2 separate regions of the Homo sapiens genome follow, and region 2 is linked to region 1. Evidence: chromatin contacts called from ENCODE Hi-C data. All regions are on one chromosome and are shown on one strand. The core of a region is the stretch at or near the end of the contact, and the rest is flanking DNA. Distances in the headings are between cores, read along the strand shown.

What was found. A loop is a pair of places that touch in the nucleus more often than their neighbours do. Pooled maps may share reads with other maps.
Region 2: a map with no recorded cell type shows a loop between it and region 1 (4-fold over the local background). The contact joins the enhancer-like site here to the promoter of GALNT1 in region 1. A Hi-C loop is called at or near these places in 4 of 37 single-sample maps with no recorded cell type and 2 of 50 pooled maps.

What each region holds. Positions count from the first base shown.
Region 1 is chr18:35,580,351-35,583,050 of GRCh38, forward strand. GALNT1 (polypeptide N-acetylgalactosaminyltransferase 1) reads left to right here and starts at 1,390. Exons shown (of 12, transcript NM_020474.4): 1 at 1,390-1,512. RefSeq lists a silencer at 432-1,131.
Region 2 is chr18:36,628,033-36,630,732 of GRCh38, forward strand. The region is part of intron 10 of FHOD3 (formin homology 2 domain containing 3); the gene reads left to right. Among named protein-coding and RNA genes, the nearest start is that of TPGS2, 200 kb to the right of the region's middle. Within about 2 kb of position 1,384, at least 3 of the 41 ENCODE cell types and tissues checked have a DNase peak (open chromatin) inside an H3K27ac peak, as active enhancers do.

The sequences.
Region 1 (2,700 bases), core at 140-2,639:
CTTTAACAGATATATGATTTGCCAATCTTTTCTCCCAAGATAAGAGTATTTTTTAACGATGACAACTTTATTCCAAAGTGAAGTTTCCTTGTGGAACAGTAACAGGCTAGTCATGATTGACTTTGTTTCAAAATATTATATAAGTACTTTTAAAATAGTAACTTTTAACTTTTATTTTAGAATACTTGGAAGATGTAGACAAGCAAAAACAGGATACTAAAATTCCAGAGATAATCTTCAGGTTTTTTTTTTTTTTTTTCGGACAGCCTTTTGGTTATGTGAGAGGTAATATAAATTTAAAAGTGGGACCACTTAAATATTAAGTAATCTCTTATTGCAGCTCTTGGTTGGCAAGCAATAAGACACAAACCTCTGAATTATTTAAGTAGAAAATTAATTTATTAAAAGAATGGTTGGTTATGCCTCGCGTGAGTGACAGAGCCAGGGTTTTGTCTTCTATCTTCAGGGCAGGGTACAGCTGGGTATTGGAATTGTACCAAGCAGTGTTTCCCAAGGGGGCACAGAGGGAGGGCCCCTCTCCGGGCACTGTGCGGGAGCCACTTCCCCAAACAGTCCCCGTTCTGCAAGGGCCCCGGCGTTGCTGCCCCCGAGACCCGGGTGCCTGCCCCGGCGGTGCGGGTCGCGGGCCTCCGCTCTCGCCGTCCTCCCTCAGTCCCGGGCCTCCTGCATCGCGGTCGCCAGGCGCAGGCTCAGCGCGGCTGACAGCGCTCCAGCTCCCGCGCTCGCGGCCGCCTCAGGCAGCCGACCGGGTTGGGGCGGCCCCGCGCTCGGCCCGGGAGCCGATCCGCTGTGAGGGCTCCTCCATCTCCTCCCACCCCGTGACCTGCTCGACGCGCAACAGCCCGAGTTGTCTTTAACTTGCTGCGGCAGCCTCTTTGTCCCGACCCAGGGTCGGGGGCACCTCTCGGCCTGGCCCGGCCCTGCCCGTAGCCGTGTGAGCGGGGGCCGGGACTGGGCGGTCGGTCCGGGAGGGGCGCCGCGCCCGACCCCGGAGTCCCGAGCCCGAGGGGAGCGTCGCGGCCCCGCGGTGGGCTCGCCGCAGCGGAGGGGGCGCGCATCCGGGTGAGCGCCGGCGCCCCCGCCTCCCCCGCGCAGCCGCACGGGCCGCCGCCGCCGCTGCCGCCGAGCACGCAGCGCAGGGAGGACCGCGCCCGAGCGCCTGCGGGCGCCCTGCGGCGCCCGCCGCGCGACGAGCCCCAAGTGAGCGGGCAGGCGGCGCGCATGCGGGGCGGCCCGGAGTAGCGCCGCCCGAGCCCGCGAGCGGGGCGCCCGGAGTAGCCGCCGACCCGAGCCGGGCGCGGAGGCGGGGGCGGGCGCGGCGGAGCGGGGCCCGGCCGGACCCGCCCGCCCGCCGGGGGAGCCGCCGGCAGTGGCCGAGGAGCGCGCGGCGGACGGCGGCCCGAGAGTAGCGCGCTGGCCGCGGGACCGGCCGCGACCGCCGCGGCCGGCCCGGAGGACGCCTGCCGCCGCCGCCGCCGCGCGCCTAGCGAGGTGAGTGTATCGCCCGCGGCTGGGCAGTCCCGGAGCCGCAGCGCTGCGCGCGGGTCGGAGGTGGAGAAAGAGGCCCCGCCGCGGCCGCGTCCCCGGTCCCTTTGTGGCCGGCGCTGCCTGGGGCCGGGGCGCGGGCACGCTCGGCGCGGGTTCGGGTCTGGGACCCCGGTGCCGTTGGACACGCGGCGTCTCTGGTTGGCAGCTTTGGCGAGCAGCGAGTTTCCGTCCTAGTTTGACATTGAGTTAGAACCGTTTTTCTTTAGAAGACGGAAGTTTGTTTTATTGACAAAAATAAAGCTAAATATGGCTTCTGGGTTCGGCCGTGTGGTACTTGCAACCGCGGTGCCAGCCTGACCCTCGCGGCGCCACGGGGGAGGGGAAGACACGCCGGCAGCGGGGGAGGGGGCTTCCCGGCCCGCTGCCCCCGAGGAGGACCCGGACCTAAATTAGCAAATGTTTGTGGTTGGGAAGTAGCGGGCTTTAGGTAATGTAGTAGCTTTTCCGCTTTTCCTGGAAGAATGAATGAATGAGATGTCATTTACTCATCCATAATCAATACGTTGCCCATTTAAGCATTTACCAGGAATTGGGATGATTTGCATTGTCATTGCTTCTCTTATCTGGTCAGCCTTGCTAGATGAGGTTCCCTTACTCCCCAGATTTGTGACCTTGTCCTCATTCTCAAAGCCACTGAGCTAACCAACCCGTCTACCAAACTCACTTGGCATTTTTTTGGTCAAGTGGGCAATAGGCAAAGTAGTCTTTCTGAACTGTTTCTGGAGGGCAGAGAATGTCACTTTGATCATATCTTATGTTTAATACATTGCTTTATAATCGTGTCAAGAACGCTGAGAGTTAGGAGGTCTTGTCATTTCACAGATGAAATAGTGAAGGCCCTAAGAAGTTGCAACTTTTCAGGTCACAATCTGAGCAGCAGAGTTGGGATTCAAACCTAGACCTTGTTAGTCCAGTCCTCTTTACATCACATCTGTGTCCAGACCTGGACTGTCCAGCGTGGGAGCCACTAACCACATGTGACTATTAAAATTAAATTTTAAAAATTCAGCTCCTCGGTCACAGTAGCCACATTTCAAGTGTTCCATAGCTAAATGTGGTTCTTTGCTACAGTTGAACAGCCCTGGTCTAAATTATACATACATTTGTTGTGTCAGTAAATATTTACTGAAT
Region 2 (2,700 bases), core at 134-2,633, 1.0 Mb after region 1:
ACTCAGTCACCCAAGTGATGCCAACTTTTGTAAAGAAGGGAGAAATATGTTTTAGAAAGGGGTTCATATTGTTCTAAAAAAATATAGGGCAGTCTCCACTCAGATGGTCCTTTTGCATCATTTGAATTTAACTCTCACGATCATCCTCTGTAAGATTCAGACAGGACAGGTTTTATTAACCTCATTGTACAAGTGAGAAAACAGATGGGGCTAAGTGCCTATTCCAAATCACAGGACTAAGGGCTATGACCAAGGGCTGGGCCCTTGGCTCTTAATATCCAAAGTATACAGACTCCTTCCCAGTCAACCACATCCCAGCCAACCACTCCTAAACATATTCTTCAAGCGAGATGATTAGAGAGACAATTTGATTTACATTCCTTGTAGGTATTTTTTTGTTTGAGGTAAATACAAAAATTCAAAGACTTGGAGAGAAATGCTTAGTCTCCCTGTAGACTTAAGCCAGCTATGTGCTTTAATTCTAATAAAGACTAATAAGAGCTTGAACTCAGATTTGTTTGCTTTGGTTTCTTAGGAAATACAACTCTACACTGAGCATTTGCCCAGTAAGGTACAAGTTTATTGGTCATTGGTCAACTAAAAGCATCTTTATGGGACCATGTGTGTCATAATGAGTTTCATCTTTGCACTTAAAGTTTACAAATTTCATTGGAAGGGGAAAAAATCTTAGTGCTAGAAAGTTCTTAAAATTTAGCCCAAAGCAGGAGCCCTTTCTGTCAAGTTCCCAAGAGATGGGGTACACTTCCAGGCATGGGTGCTCTTTCTCCTGAGGTACCCCATCTGCCCTTGAACTATTCTGTTTATCCTGGTTCTTCCTCTGTTGACAAAAACAGGGCTGCTTCCTGCTCTGTGTGTCAGTCCTTCTGATACCAAACACTGCATGGGACTTAACACGTGAACTTTCAGTTTCATCCTGCTGATTTCCACACAACATTCCAAACTATAGAAGTAATTTTGAACTTCATTTAGTCACTAATGTTAACAGTTGTGCCATGCAGCTTTCAGTCATGTGTATATTTTAATATACGTGGAAGAGTGACCTGGCAGATAGTGGATGTTGACAACTGGTTAGGGAGTGGAGGGTCCAGACTAGTGCCACGTGCCTCAGCAGCAGGGTCTGCAAACTTTCTCTGTCAAGGGCCAAGTAACATGTTAAACTTGGAGTACCAGACGGTCTCTATTGCAACTACTCAACTGAATTCTGCCTTTGTAGCACGTCAACAGCCATCAGCCACTGGTACTGGCATGAGCATGGCTGCATTCCAGTGACATTTTATTTATAGACACTGAGATTTGAATTTTACATGTCATGAAATATTATTCTTTTGATTTTTTTTCAACCATTAAAAATGTGAAAACCACTCTTAGCTCACAGGCCGTATAAAAACAGGTGGTAGGCCAGATGTAGCCCACAGGCTGTAGTTTGCCAACCCCTGTCCCAAGGGTCTGGGTTTCTTGAGGGAGGTTGGGGGAAATTGGCAAAGGAGAGTATGTGGCATATGAGAGAAGAATCCACTGTGTTATGTGTGAGGGCTATGGGGAACAGTATTCTTAGATTTGGTGTTAGAGCAAGGAAGTCAAAGGAATATTCCATGAAGAGATAGAGACTATAGGGGACTTTGCTGATGGCTGATCATGAGTTCCCAGGGCACAGAGGAAGATTGAGGGGTCGGAGAAGGGCAAGAGATAAGCCAGATTGAGGGACACATGGAGAGGGAGGGGACTATGTGATGAGTCCAGGGAAGATTGGACTGTGCAGGCCGGGATTGGTCCCAGTGGTCCCTTCGGGCAGTGGTTCTTGACCGGGGTGATTTTGCCACCTAGGAGACATCTGGACACATTTTTGGTTGTTATAACTGGGACGGGGTGGTGCTGCTGGCATCTAGTGGGTGGAGTCCAGGAATGCTGTTCTACTTAGTGCAGGATAGCCCCCTGCCAAACAAATAATTATCTGTTTTAAAATGTCAGTAGTGTTGAATCTGAGAAATTCTGCCTTAGGGGAAGGCAGATCGTTGGTTATGTAATCCACATGATGCTGAGATAGAGAGTGTTTTGGCTATTGGAAAGGGTAGTTTTCTTAGAAGCATTTGGAACTCTGTGCACCTACCTTAAATATTCATGTGCATGGGTCAAAATTGACTCTTTTTCAGAGAATATAATCAGCTAAAACACAGATCTATAGAATATATTTCTAGTTTAAAAAAATCCATTGGCATTTTACAAACAAATGTCATGGAAACAGATTCCTTAAATGAGATATGAATTGTCTTTCACAGCTGACTGGTTACTCTGGGCTACTACATGGTTTACAGTAGAGTCTTTTTTTTGATTTTAAGTCCGTTTAGCAAAGTTTCACGCTTCAAATTCTCAGGAAATATGCTTGAACACTTTTAGGGGACCAAGCCTTGACTTAATCTCATGCTACTCTCAGTAACTGAAATGCCAACAAATCCAATTCTAATCGGCTTCATACACATCCATCACTCCAAAAAATTGACATAATGGAATGTGACACCAGCATAAAACAAGTTGGCAAGAGAGAACAATGATTATATAAGAGAGGTGTGACAGTCTACATCCAGGCTTCACGAACCTGTTCAGAGGAAGAGGAACCTGGCACAGTCTCACCAGAAATGTTCAAGTGGAGCTGAGGAATCTGCATTGAGAAGCAGCAGTGGG